Regions from separate parts of the Homo sapiens genome. Here all the other regions are linked to region 1. Evidence: chromatin contacts called from ENCODE Hi-C or POLR2A ChIA-PET data. All regions are on one chromosome and are shown on one strand. The core of a region is the stretch at or near the end of the contact, and the rest is flanking DNA. Distances in the headings are between cores, read along the strand shown.

Region 1 (4,643 bases), core at 876-3,375:
AGATCAGGCCTATGGCCATTAAACAGCCAAAACAGGAAGCAAAAGAAGATAACGTAGAACTTACTAGGGAATAGATACACAAAGACAATAAAATAGAAATATCCAAACAAATTAAAATAAAAACACAAATTTTATTTTAGACTGATAAAACTTTGGTTCAGGGAACACAGACAAAAATCCTCTGCTGTCATTTCAGCATGTACCGTTTGGGCTATGAGGAAAAGCATGTCATCTTTCTCTGTATAACAGAGGCAGTTAATATTTTATCCTAATTCTCATTAAAATGTGTACGTTCAATAAATGTCGGCTATTAAACTGTTGGTGAGAAAGTCTATTTCTGGAAACCTTTTCATTATTTCCTTAATAAGACTATTTATGGTTTTTTTAAGGAAACAAGACAAAACGTAACCACTTAGCAGGTTAAAAGGGTAGCTGGAGTTGCCTTACTTTCAAGGAGCTACCTCAAAATAACTAGGGTTCATTTATCTAATATTTTAAGACTTCTATTAATATTGAAACACAATTTGTAGTTAAAGAGAAAAATTTAAATCACCTAAGAAAATAATTCAGGGCCTTTATAGTTTTACATTAATATGCCCTTTAATATCCAGATGTTACTTACCTAATAAAATGTACAATTAGCTGTGAATTGACATGAACAAGTATTTACTGAGCACCGATTACGCCGAAAGCTCCGTACTTTCTATGGGGTTTATATAAGAGCAATTCGAGTCTCCCCACTACCTCACTTAGTTTAAGCTCATTTTGCCCTGAGTTTATCTGGTAGCACTTTATTTTAGCGGACAAGGAGGGAAGTGGGGAAAGGAAAGGAATTATAAAAATACAAGGTAGACGTGCACAAGAACCTTCGTTCTATTATTATTTAGTAAAGTGAGAACTGGAAACAGCTTAACGTCCAGGGTAAGTTAGTTTCACTCACTCGACGGAATGTATGCAGCCGTTAATGTATTTCTGCATTTTCCCATATTTCCAGTGAACATACAGTACTTTCGCAATTCGGAGTACAAACGAAAAAGGGCGAGAGAAGGTCGCATTTTGCCTGCCGGAGCTAGGGGCGCGCTTGCCGGTTCCAACGAGTTTTCGGTGTCGGAAAACTTGTCTTTGCTCACATTCTCGGATTCCCGCGGCCGCAGAAGCCGGAGGCGGGACGTGAAGGGCAATGAGCAAGGTAGGCTGTGTCACTGCCGCCGCGGGCTCACTCGCAGCGCCAGCCGAGGAGCGCCACGGGCTGCTGAACCCCTCGGCCCGACCCACGCGCCGAGGGCTAGGATAATGCGCCTGCGCGGCCGTCACGTGGTGAGGGCTCCGCGCAAAGCGGGTTAAAAGTCACGACCGCGGAGAGCCCGCGAGCGTCCTGCTGGTCGGTGCGGCGCTTTCCGCGTCCTTTAAGACGAGTTTGACCGAGGCCGCTCCGCAGTTCCCGCCCCTCGGCCCAGCTCAGCTCCATGAACCTAGCGGAGCCGCCTAGTACCCTTTCTCGCCGACCGCACAGGCGCGCGAAACCGCGTCTTTCAACTGACAATGAAGCCGTAGCCGCGCAGCTCGGCCACTCCGGGCGAATCGGCGCGAGGCCGGGATGGTGGGGGGGAGGGGGAGACGGTTGGGTCAAGCTCCGCCCCAGCTCGCGCCCCTATTGGTGGGCGCAGCGGTTCTGGGCCCGCCCCCTAACGGACCTGTCGCTTTGTGACAGGCGGAGGGGCCAGTTCCTGTCGGGCCGGAGGCGGAGTCAGAGGTTGCTTGAGCTCCGCCCGGACTCCAGGGGGCTCCTCCCCCTGCTCCTTTCGGCTGGGCGGGCGGCGGGCTAGAGAGGGAATGTCATTGCTTCTCAGAGCCGTGGTGCCGCCTCCGTCTGCTGCTTCTTTCCTGGCGCCCTCGTCCCGTCGGCTTTCGCCGCCGCCGCCGCAGCTGCACTGGGGATACGGATGGCTAGTGGGGCGCCGGGGCCATCTGGGTTGAGAGAGCGGCGATTGCGGCCGCTGCTGAGGCGGAGACTCCCCGCCGCCGCTTCCTCCACCCCCAGTCCGCCGGCCTCGCGGCGCTGAGGGCGGGAGCGCGCAGAGCTCTTCCCTCCTCCTTTTTCTTCCTCCTCCTCCTCCTCCTCCGGGTCCCCGCCCAGCACCCCTCGCACCAGGCGGCGGCGGCGGAGGAGGAGAGCTAGACCCGCCGCCGGGGCACAACATGGCGGAGCCCTCGGCCCCGGAGAGCAAGCACAAGTCGTCCCTCAACTCGTCCCCGTGGAGTGGCCTCATGGCCCTGGGAAACAGCCGGCACGGCCACCACGGGCCCGGGGCCCAGTGCGCGCACAAGGCGGCGGGCGGCGCGGCGCCGCCGAAGCCGGCCCCGGCGGGGCTGTCCGGGGGGCTGTCGCAGCCGGCTGGGTGGCAGTCGCTTCTCTCCTTCACCATCCTCTTCCTGGCCTGGCTTGCCGGCTTCAGCTCGCGCCTCTTCGCCGTCATCCGCTTCGAAAGCATCATCCACGAGTTCGACCCGTGGTAAGTGCCTCGCCGCCCCTCCCCCGCCCGTGGCCCGCGGGGAACCGGGACCCGCTCCTCCGCCCGCCGCAGCTCTCCTCGACTTGGCCCCGCGCCGCCGCGGAGCCCCGCTCGCGTCCTGGCTGAGGCCGGCGCGGATCCCGGAGCTCCGGGCGCGCCCCCTGCCCGTGGGCGAAGTTTGCCCCGTGCAGCCTGAGGCGGGGCGTCGGGGTCCAGGAGCGAAACCTTGATTCTCGGCCGGGCTAGTGTGAAGACTGCCAGGAGTGTGGATGCAGCCGCCGGGAGTGTGGGTGCAGCCGCCGGGAGTGTGGGTGCAGTCCCTCGCAGCCCGCTTTGGTCGCTGAGTCCGGACCCGCCACGCCAGGAGGCGGCAGGTAGCTCCTCCGCGGACTGTCGGTCGATTCCCCGCCCTCCTCGCCCGCTGCTTTCGCGTTCTTTCATATTTGCGGGCGCGTTTTTGCTAGTTCAGACGGAATCGGCCAGGGGGGCTGCCCTGTTGCCGCTGGAGGTGGGTCCAGATGTGCCGGAACCCCGGCTGCTCACCCTTGCAGTTTTACGCTTTTACTGTTTCTTTTTATGCTCTCATGATACGAGAAGGGAAAAGGAGAGTGAATGGCGTGTTGGAGGGAAGGAAATAATACCCCTGAAAGTGATCTGAAAGCTAGCTACTCTTATTTATTTATCATTAGGTATTTTAAAGAGTGGCTTTTTTTCAGAGCTCTTAAGTGCACTCAGCACCTTACTGTTTCACTATCGTCTTGGGTTGCTTTTTAGAACAAGATCCTTACCCTGTTAGCCACTGTCACCCTTAGTGTGTTATGCACAGTATCTGAAAGCATTGCATTAGTTCCTTTATTGGTCTGCAGGAAGGTTTGTGGATAAGAGCAAACAGTACCACGGTGATGGGAGTCCTAGATTGTAATACCGAAGTTGCACATGGTGTAAGGGACTGACCTGAATGTTTTAGGAAATTACCCCACTCTTAACAACACTAGCTAACTTAGACACTACATTGGTCTGTGAATTATCTAGATGGAAAGATTGCTTTAACTTTTTTTTCGCAACTTGCCCAACCCGAGTTAGGATTTTTCCCCCTGAGTTAGGATTTTCCCCTCTGAGAGTATGCCTTTTAAACTAGTGTTATCTTATTGACCTGTCAACCTTGAGTTAATCTTACTTCCTCACAGTTAGACCTAATTAAATTTCAGGATATTTGTTTCATCATTTGAGATTCAAAGAGAGAGAGTCTTTTTTGAGAGTTACTAACTATATAGATAATAAGTGTTCGGGTGGAGGGGGGCAGTAACTTACCTGTATAGTAATATACCAGATTTAAGTTCTGCATTATGGAGAGAAAAATTGGTACTGCAACATCTATTGAACACCAGAGGGGCCCACTCATGGACAATTCAATTTAGATCAGTTAATTACTGTGACAGTCTTCCATGAAATGTTTTCATTCCATTTTAGAAGTTTTGATTTTGTTTTCTAACACTAGTTTTTTTAAAAAATAACCTTTTTGTTAACGTGCAATCACAGAAGAAAATATGTTAGTGTAGACTATTTATGAGCCTAAGAATACCTGTGAAGGCTTATTGACACAATATTATTAGGTGGTCTTGTTTTGAAATACTTAAGCAAGTTAGATAAAAATGAAATTGGAACCAGAAAATGAAAACTAGTATTTACTGGACAATATGAAAAGAGAAAGTTCTCTTTTCAGATTAAAATAGCAGAAATGCATGGTTGACCAAACATTTCAGGTAACAAAATTGTGAATATTTCCATAGTAACATTTTTACAAATGGAAGGCTAACGACTGTTTAATAGTAACTCTGGGGCTGAAATTAAAGATTGCAGAAAAATTCACTACTGAATGATGAGATTTTGGTCATTTTTCCTTAAGATTAGAAATCTGCATCAAGTCAGCCAAAGATCCCCACTAAAATTGAGTAATGCAATAATGAAAAGGCTCAACAAGTAAAGTGGCTAATATTTTTATTTTTTATTTTTTATTTTTATTATTTTTTTTTTTTTAGTGTAGCTAAGTATTAAAAGTTTTCTTTTTCCAGCTTCAGTAGTGTGGTTGGAGGGCATAATTCTTTTTCATGCACATGAAAATATGTTTTG
Region 2 (4,643 bases), core at 2,141-4,640, 7.6 Mb before region 1:
TACAAAGGTGGTCATCTGCAGTACCCTGAATGGGCACTGAATCACATGAACCGATCCTGGGGTAACCAAGCCTCTTACTTAAATCTAGGTTTCAAGAATTTGAAAGGCTCTGTAGTACATGGGTCACCTTTAGGTTCCTTTCAACACTGTGATGCCATGATATTAGAAGTTGCTTATCCAGAGAATACATCAACACTGAGGTGAACACAAAAAGCAGTAGTTACAGCTACTTGTCACATCCCTACCCTAAGAAACTGGGCAATAAAATTCAATCTGTGACCTATTAAACCTCACCTGATGTAAATTACTAAGAGAACGTGCTTAATAGGCAAGATTCAGGGCAGTCTTAAATACTTATTGCTTTACTTTCCAGGCTAATCAATAACATTGCTAGAGAATAAATACAACCTCCTCTCTCCAACTTGAGGCTAAAAAAAAAAAAAAACAGAGAGTAAATATATGACCTGGTCCATTCCTGTGAAATGCTTTGTCAACATTTTCTTTGAAGAGCCATCAGAAACAGCTCCCCAAAACCGTTATTGCTTCTGTTCTTCTATGTAAGTGGGCCATTCTATTTTTATAAGTAAAACACAACTTTCTGACGCAACCAGAAAAACAATACCAAAACACTGTTAACATCATAGGAGAGATGTTATAAATCTCTAAAAATACTGTCATGTGGGGAAACCACCTACACTGTGTATTTACTTATGTCAACATTATGTATAGTGTGGAATACTTTCACTTATCCATATATGAATATATTTACATACATAAAAATATATTCAACAGGTTTTGCACACAGTATTGCACAAAATAAAATGTAATAAAGCAGATTCTAGCTTACCATTCTTTTATTCATTTACCAAACATTTACTGAGGGCCTGCCATCATGCCAGCCATCAGGGACAAACTAGGGGGCAAAAACAGAAATCATCCCTTGTCCTCAGGAATCTCAAAATCAACTGGAAACACAAATCCAAATCTTGTAAAACTGTTAACTGAGAAACTACAAATTGAGAAACAAAACTGCAAATGTGATTGATAAATTAGCAGTGATTATTCACACTACTAGAATTGTTTTTCCAAATGATTCATCCAACTTTTTAAATTTTATTTTTACTGCTCCTTTAGGAGCAGGACTACGCCCATAGGCAGCGTACCTACAGTAGCACATTCAACTTTTTAGTCATCCTCACCTTTGAAATACATACAGGGCTGCACTACTTACCATTTTCATCACTACTGAAGTGGTCTGGGTGAGGCACCATGTTCTCTCACCTGGTCTCTCAAAGATATCGTAATCCCCCAAACCTGTGAATATGTTTACTTTACATACTCATACAAGAATTTTGCGGGGGTGATTAAATTAAGAACTTCCATACGAAGATATTATCCTGAATTATCTAGGTGGGCCCAGTGTAATCACAAGTGTCTTTATAAGAGACACACAGGAGTGCTGGAGAGGACAGAAGGTGTAATTGGAAGATGCTCCTTTGCTGGCTGTGAAGATGAAGGAAGCAGTCAGGAGCCAAGGAATTCAGGCAGGCTTCATAAGGTGGAAAAGCCAAGGAAATAAATGTACTCTCCCCTAGTACCTCCAGAAGGAACACAGCCCTACTGACTTTGGTTTTAGCTTGGTGATATTTACAGATTTACAGACCTAGTCTGATGTACAAACTAAAAGACGGTAAATTTGTATTATTAACCAACAAAGTTGCTGAAATTTGTTACAGGAGCAATGGAAGACTAACACAATTTCCTAAGCAGTCTCTCTGCTTCCATTTTTTCTCTCCTTTTAGCCTCAAAAGGAGCAATCCGAGTTATCTTTTTAAAATGTACGCCATATGAAGTCATCCTTCTGTTCAAAATCTGCCAATGAAATCCAAAGTCCATGTGAGAACCTTCACCTCTCCGACGTCATTTCCCACTTTCCCCTACTGTGAATTTCAGCCACACTGCTTCCCTGCTGTTCCTCTATTAATCTTGCATGCTCCAGTCATGGCTCTTCTCCCTCTGCCTGAATCAGACCCCTACTCTTACTCCCAGACTCCTATCCTTGAAGTCCTTTCTTAAATGTTACCTTCTCTCAAAGACTTAACCTGGACACTCCATTCCAAATTGCAACCCTCAGCCGCTAACACTCCCTCATCACTTCCCTCCCCTTATCTTTTTTCCTTAGCATTTACCACCAAACCCAAAACACAGCTTACTTCTGCTTACTGCCCATTTCCAAGAAGGCCAAAAATTCTGCGTTGTTTCCTGCTGCATCCCCAGCAACTATGCCTGGCACATATTAGACACTTAATAAATATTTGTTGAATCAATCAATGAACCAGATAGAGACTCTTAAAAACGTAAAGCTGTGATTTAAAAAGAAAGAAAGAAAAATATGATGTGGGAAAAAAGATAATCAAAACCGCTACGATTAAGAGATAATGATTCTCTTAAGCCTTTGCCACATCTGAACGCATAATCTGGAAGGAAATTAAAGCCACATGACTTAAATTAAAGCCAAGTGAAAATATTCTGGAGAAACAAAGTAAGCCAGTAACCTATTTCTCAATTTAAAAAAAAACCCGCAACGCAAAATGCCAGCATTTTCTCGGCATTTCTTCTCTAAAACATTCACACCTGCCAAACAGGTCTTGGCAAATAAACATTCTGCTCTTCTGAAAAACTGTGGTTCTCATGTTAGCAAATTTGGGACGAAATCCGTATGCAGAAAAAGCGCCGGGCCGCCCGCAATCCACCCACTCCATGACCCTTTTTTAGGACAAAATCCCTGGGCGCTGGGGCCTGCTGGAGGAGCTTCACGCAGTCTGGAGCTGAAGGGACACAGCGAGCGCCCCGACCCGCGACGCCCCGACTCCGCGAAGGCCTCCCTGGGAGGCTGGGGAAGCGTCGGGGGATCTCTCAGCGCAGCTCTGGGGCCCAGATTTCTGCGCCCGTCGTGCGGTGGCCAGAGAGGGACAGCGCAGCGCGGAGACGCGGAGACGCAGAGACTCCGCAGGGGGAGAGCCCGCGGTGCGTGAAACAAACCTGTTCTCTCCTCAGACCTCAAAGACAGCGGCTCCACCGCGGTACGCGGCCACCGGCTTTGGAGCCTGGACCCCAACTTGCCTCCTCTCGCGGAGAGACAGTCGCCGACGCTCGCTTAGCCGCCGAGACCTCGCCGCCAACTCTCTCACCTCTCGAGACGCCCAGGCCGCTCAGGCTCGAATCTTGCGGAGCAGGGGGCGGGACAATAGCGGCCGCGGCGCCCCACTCGGCAGAACTCCGCCACCAGGCGCGATGCCGGAACTACATGTCCCATGACGCTCTGGGAGGCCGCAGCTTTCCACCGGAAAGAGGGTGGCTGAGGTGGGGGAGGAGCCCAAAAGGCATTGTGGGAGTACAGCTCTTTCCTTTCCGTCTGGCGGCAGCCATCAGGTAGGCTGCGTTGAGGATCTTTGCTCTTCCATCCGCCTTTGATCGTCTTCCTCTTCAGCCATCCAGGTCCGGGGACCCTGCGTCCTCGGAGATAGGTCTCCCTCCTGTGCGGCCAGAGTTTGGTCAGGATGCGGGACAGCAAAGGGGTGGAGAGGCGGCCCCCGGGGCGGGTTGAGCGAAGATGTGATGGCGGCGCGAATTCGAGCTGGGCCCGGATCCTGGAGGAGGCGTGGGGCTGACGAATGGGGCGCCCGGGACAAGGCAGCCTAAAGTGAGGCTGCTGGTTGGGTGGGGTAGATGCATTTTCCTCGAGAGTTAATCCTCGGTGGCCGCAGCAGTACCTTGTCCTGTGATGTCAGCGGCATCTCCTTTCAGGTCCTCCTTGGGGACGCCGCCTGCCGCAGCCACCCGCCCCCTTGGTGCTCAGTTCTGGTTCTGTTAATTCGCCCCACCAAAACGTGCCGAGCACCGCTCTGTGCTGGGGTTGCGGAAGTGACTGAACGCGGCTCCGTGGGCGCAGTGGTGGGGGTTGGGCTAGCTGTCCCCGGCAGTTGGTGCAGAGCCATTTTCATTCCCGGCGGTTTCCTTGTTTTTGTTGGGGAACTAAGATGGACGGATACAGTCGTCTTATTGTACTTAAAGCGGATGATATTTAATACACAGTTTGATTTCACAGGTAAGCCAAGATGGGTGCATACAAGTACATCCAGGAGCTATGGAGAAAGAAGCAGTCTGATGTCATGCGCTTTCTTCTGAGGGTCCGCTGCTGGCAGTACCGCCAGCTCTCTGCTCTCCACAGGGCTCCCCGCCCCACCCGGCCTGATAAAGCGCGCCGACTGGGCTACAAGGCCAAGCAAGGTACGTGATCGACTGCGTGGATGCTTGGATAAAATTATATTCGAGAAAAGTTGGAAACCAGCTGTTAGGAAGACACTGCTGCCTCAGTGTCTTTCTTCGCATAGGGCTTTGGCAGAAAAAAGCTAGCAACACTGGTCAGTTACTGTATGCACTGTTGTCTAAAGTGGCAAGTGTGTCAAAGGTTACAAATCTGAATGAGTTCAGACTAAAGCAAAATAAACAGTGTGCCTCCCTGTGTGAGTAGCCTAAGGTGCATTGAAAAAGACTGGGATGTGTTTTATTTTTTTCTATTAGATAGCATTAACTTACTGTTGAAGTATTTTTGGTGGAGTATTAGTGACAAGCCATTGAGT
Region 3 (4,643 bases), core at 1,503-4,002, 7.6 Mb before region 1:
CGATTCTCCTGCTCCACCCTCCATATTAGCTGGGATTACAGGCATGTGCCACCATGCCCGGCTAATTTTGTATTTTTAGTAGAGACGGGGTTTCTCCACGTTGGTCAGTCTGGTGTCAAACTCCTGATCTCAGATGATCTGCCGTCCTCGGCCTCCCAAAGTGCTGGGTGAGCCACCGCTCCCGGCCTCAAAGCCACAGTTTACATTAGGATACACTTCTTTTTTTTTTCGAGACGGGATCTCCTTGCTCTGTCACCCAGACTGGAATGCACTGGGGAGATCATGACTTACTGCAGCCTCAACCTCCCAGATCAAGAGATGCTCCTGCATCAGCCTCTTGAGTAGCTGGGACTACAGTTGCACACCACCAAACCCGGCTAATTTTTGTATTTTTTGTAGAGATGGAGTTTCGCCATATCGCCCAGGCTAGTCTCCGATTCTCCAATACCTGGGCTCATTGATCCTTCCACATCAGTCTCCCAAAGTGCTGGGATTACAGGTGTGAGCCACTGCGCCCTGCCAGGGCTCACTCTTGACGTTGTAGGTTCTAGTTTTGACAAATGTGTAAAAACATATATTCACCATTATAGTATCATACAGAATACTTTCCCTGCCCTAAAAATCCTCTGTGCTCTATTCATCCCTCCTTCCCCTCTAGCCTTTAGTAACCACTGATCTTTCTACTGTCTCCAGTTTTGCCTTTTCTTCCTTTTTTTGAGACAGAGTTTTGCTCTTTTTGCCCAGGCTGGAGTGCAATGGCGCGATCTCGGCTCACCGCAACTTCCGCCTTCCGGGTTCAAGCGATTCTCCTGCCTCAGCCTCCCGAGTAGCTGGGATTACAGGCATGCGCCACCACCCCGGCTAATTTTGTATTTTTAGTAGAGATGGGGTTTCTCCATGTTGGTCAGGCTGGTCTTGAACTCCTGACCTCAGGTGATCCACCCGCCTTGGCCTCCCAAAGTGCTGGGATTACAGGCGTCAGCCCCCGCGCCCAGCCCAGTTTTGCCTTTTCTAGAATGTCGTATAGTTGGAATCATACAGTACACAGCCTTTTTAGAGTGGTATCCTCTTTTATGATTTCTTTTCTGCCTTCTAGACTGTTCATATTAACCTCATTTTACCTGTGTAGAAGTAGATGGTAGTTGATACATGAAAAAGCAAGCAAGCTACAAAGCGTGGCCTGGGGAACTCTTCCATCAGCATCACATGAGGGTGATAAATTCCAGAAGTAGGGAAGAATAGAGGGCTACCGTGATTAGGGAACTGTGTTTAGAAGGGTTTGGGTATCAAGACAGCCTTGGAAAGAGAAGCAGGACCCACATCTGTGCAGGGCGAAGCAGGTCAGGTTAAGTCGTTGAATTTTTTCAAAGTGTAACACGAAGCCATTGGAGGGTTTTCAGCAGAGTAATCAGATCTTATTTACATTTTAAAAATAATACTTTGACTGCTGGGGAGAAGTGACTGTAGGAGGACCCAAGAAGCACTCTCCTAGTTAGGGAACCAGAGCAGTAGCTGAGGCAAGAGATAATGGTTTGCTCTAGCAATACCAACGGTGAGAAACAGGGATTGAACATATTTTGAAGGTAGAATAGCTCAGACTTGCTAATGGATTGAATGGAGAATAAAAGGCTGTGAGAGTGTTAGGAGAGAAACATAATTTTGCTGGCTTCAGGAACTTGCAGATTTACCAAAACAGTAAATATTGATATGGTGAAGAAACCTGGGGGGTGGGGAAATAGGGTGTTGCACATGTAAATATGTCTTCCACGTGACATTTTCCCCACCTTCTATAGTGAAGAATTTCAGAGCAAACTGGAAAGAGTTTTACAAGCAACACCCATATCCCCATCGCCTAAGTTTAACATCTTACCATATCATCTATTCATGCCTCTATCAGCCCATCTTACTTCAGTAATGCGTTTAAATTGCGGGCATCAATGCACTTTCCTCAGAATTCACCTCAGCACGCATACAATTTATGTCTAGCTTTTTTCTTTTGATCTAAAATTTACATTCAAGGTGAAACGCCCAGATCTTGACTGCACATTAGCTGAGTTCGGACACACGCGTACACCCGTCTAAAATCTGAGATGCAAAAAAGCGGCATAATCAAACGGGCTGCTGGATGTAGGAATCTGGAGATTAGAAGAGAGGTCTTGGCTTGAAATATAAATCTGGGAATCACAAGAACATAGGTCTACTTAAGCTATGAGATTGGATAAAATCACCTAGAGGGTGCAGAGGGAAAGGGAAGGGTCTGTGCCCTCAGAGACCAGCGTTTGGAGGTCGGTCGGGTGGGAGCGGGGGGTGGGGGTGGGGGGCGCAAGGGTTGAGCAAGCCCGAACCAGCCGGCCCAGCCGGGGTCCTGAGAATCACCCTTGCTCGGCGCCAAGCCACCGCTTTGACCTAAGAGCCACCAGGTTGGGGGGCAGGGCGTGGAGAGGACTCCCGGCCAGAGGCGGGAAAGGCAGCCGGGAGGAGAGGAAAGAGGAGGAGGAGGGGAGGAATATGCGGCGGAGGGAAACGGAGAAGAGGTTTACGGCACGGAGGGGAAAAACGAAGGAAGAGGAGGGGCTCGGCAAGGAGAAGGAAGGGGAGAAGGGGGAAGCGCAGGAGAAAAGGGTAGCCGGGGAGCCGGGAAGCGGGCGGGAGGGAGGGGAGCGGCGGGGCGGAGGTCGCCGCAGCGGCCGGCCGAGGGCGGGCGGAGGGAGGGGGTGTGTGCGCGGGTCACATGGTCGCGGCTGCCCTCCCCGTCAGCCGCCCTCGCCGCCGCGGTGCGCTGGCTGCAGGAAGCCGCCGCGCCGCCGCTTTTGTTGTCAGGGACCCAGCGAGGAGCGCCGCTCGCCGGCCGCCGCCACCCTCTCTCGCTGCAGCCTGCTGTGCGCTGCACGGCCTGGGGCCCGGGAGCCCCGCCCGCTCTGCCCATGAGGGGGCCCCGCGACCACCGCTGCTTCCAGCCCGGGGCGGCGCGGCGCTGAGGCGGCGGCGGCGGCGCTGCCCCCTCTGCGGGAAGCGGGCGGCCCCGGCCGCCTCCGCGAGGGCACCATGGAGGTGAATGCAGGTAAGAACCGGACTGCGGCGGGTGGGGGATGGCCGGAGGGAGCGCTCAGAGCCCGCGGGGCACTTTGGGGGGCGGCGGCAGGGGGTGTCCCCATGGCCGGTGGGGCGGGGTGGGCTGCTGCGCGCCGCGTGTCCGCCTCTGGCTCGGTTCCCATCGCCCCCCGGGCCGCCCGGCGCCCGCCCTCTTGTCTCCCTGCAAAGCCGCAGCGCGGCCTGCCGGCGCCCGGCCCGGCCCCCCCCTCACATGGCCCGGCCGCGCGAGCCACGTGCGCGCTGTGTTTACGTTCGGCGGCGCGCGGGCGCCGGTTGGCTGGGCGGGCGCGTGACGCGGCATTACATAATGGGCGCTGAGGCGGCGGCGGCGGGCGGGGACACGTGAGGCCGCTCGGCTCCCTGACCCACATTCCCCGGGGCCGCAGGGACACGTGGGGGCGGGGGCGCGCGCGCGCGCGCTGGCTGGGAGCGCCGCAGCCTCCCGGGAGGCTCCGCCCCTTTGGAAGCCTCGGGGCAGTGACGTCGCCGCGATTCCCTCCTCCCCCGCGGGGTTGCACACTGCGGAGGAGGCCGCGCGTGCGCGCCCGCTGAGCCCCCGCGGCGGGGCGTCCCCGAAGCGGGCGCTGACACCGCAGTGCACCGGACGCCGCACGCTCTTTTCGCGAGGTGACCCCAAGGCGCGGACCCCGCGCAAACCAAACGAACCGGCGCCTGGGGAGGCTGGTAGCTGCATACCTTGCAGATTCCGAGGAGGAAGTGCAGGACGAGGGCGTGCTGCAGGCCGGAGGAGGCGCCTCGGGGAAGGCGTGGGGCTTTCCCGAAGGGATACGCTCGAAGGAGCTCTGAGGTGCTTCGATCCCGAGCGACTCCCCGCAGACTGGGTAGCACCGCCCCTGTTAGGATGCCGTCTGTTTACAAAAAAAACCGTTTGCTCTAGGACGCGACCTGTCTCATACACACACAGTCTTAAAAACTGCTTCCAGATCCCTTCGGGCTGGAGTTTTCCAGTAAACGGGTCACACCCGCAGCTGAGCGTGCAGCTCACGTATGGTCAGGATGACTCAGGTGATCATAGGTGACTCCAACACCATATGTAAGACTGGACATTCTTCATTTAAATTAAAAAAAAATTAACCTGTGGGTCGCTGACTTTTCCTGAATCTGATCAAGAGAATTTGGCTTTATAAATATTTTTCTTGTCACATTTTGTTACATTGCAACGGAACAACAGGGTGCCCTTCCCTCCTTTTGTCTGCCCCAAATGATGAGGTAGATCTGAAGTGAGTGAGGTTATGGAAACAGCCAGCTTTTGTTTTATTTTTTGAGTTGCAATGCGCCTCTAAGAATCTTGCCTCGATAACAAATGTATTGTGAACTTTTCACCAAAAGTAAAAATAAAGTCACTTTCTAATTTTATTTACGTATTTTTAGAATTTACTTATTTTTTTTAACCTGTTGTCTCACAAAAATCTGGATCTAATTGTGTTTTGATTACCTAATCGGCCTACTTAGCCTTTGAGGGTATTTTTAAAATTTTATGAGTTTATCATAGAATTAAACTTCTACATGTTAGAATTCAGAGGTGATCA

Evidence for each region. A loop is a pair of places that touch in the nucleus more often than their neighbours do. ChIA-PET counts read pairs that join two places held with the same protein, here RNA polymerase II (POLR2A). Pooled maps may share reads with other maps.
Region 2: a map of naive thymus-derived CD4-positive, alpha-beta T cell shows a loop between it and region 1 (8-fold over the local background). The contact joins the promoter of RPL15 here to the promoter of STT3B in region 1. A Hi-C loop is called at or near these places in 1 of 168 maps with a recorded cell type or tissue (naive thymus-derived CD4-positive, alpha-beta T cell) and 5 of 50 pooled maps. POLR2A ChIA-PET finds 5 or more read pairs at or near these places in 1 of 52 experiments (CD4-positive, alpha-beta memory T cell).
Region 3: a map of natural killer cell shows a loop between it and region 1 (23-fold over the local background). The contact joins the promoter of NR1D2 here to the promoter of STT3B in region 1. A Hi-C loop is called at or near these places in 2 of 168 maps with a recorded cell type or tissue (naive thymus-derived CD4-positive, alpha-beta T cell and natural killer cell) and 5 of 50 pooled maps. POLR2A ChIA-PET finds 5 or more read pairs at or near these places in 1 of 52 experiments (activated CD4-positive, alpha-beta T cell).

Annotation. Positions count from the first base shown.
Region 1 is chr3:31,530,800-31,535,442 of GRCh38, forward strand. It overlaps STT3B (STT3 oligosaccharyltransferase complex catalytic subunit B), which reads left to right and starts at 2,126. Exons shown (of 16, transcript NM_178862.3): 1 at 2,126-2,513. The coding sequence starts at 2,200. RefSeq lists silencers at 1,449-1,708, 2,019-2,248, 2,279-2,408, 2,489-2,638 and enhancers at 1,809-1,948, 2,799-2,858, 4,298-4,643.
Region 2 is chr3:23,913,742-23,918,384 of GRCh38, forward strand. It overlaps RPL15 (ribosomal protein L15), which reads left to right and starts at 3,391. Exons shown (of 4, transcript NM_002948.5): 1 at 3,391-3,432; 2 at 4,109-4,290. The coding sequence starts at 4,119. NKIRAS1 (NFKB inhibitor interacting Ras like 1) reads right to left here and starts at 3,249. Exons shown (of 5, transcript NM_020345.4): 1 at 3,043-3,249. RefSeq lists enhancers at 2,853-3,652, 2,904-4,103, 4,033-4,132.
Region 3 is chr3:23,942,534-23,947,176 of GRCh38, forward strand. NR1D2 (nuclear receptor subfamily 1 group D member 2) reads left to right here and starts at 2,753. Exons shown (of 8, transcript NM_005126.5): 1 at 2,753-3,061. The coding sequence starts at 3,046. LOC124909354 (a long non-coding RNA gene) reads right to left here and starts at 2,647. Exons shown (of 2, transcript XR_007095845.1): 1 at 1,122-2,647; 2 at 1-547. It also overlaps a transcript of NKIRAS1 not described here. RefSeq lists silencers at 2,617-3,806, 3,303-3,844.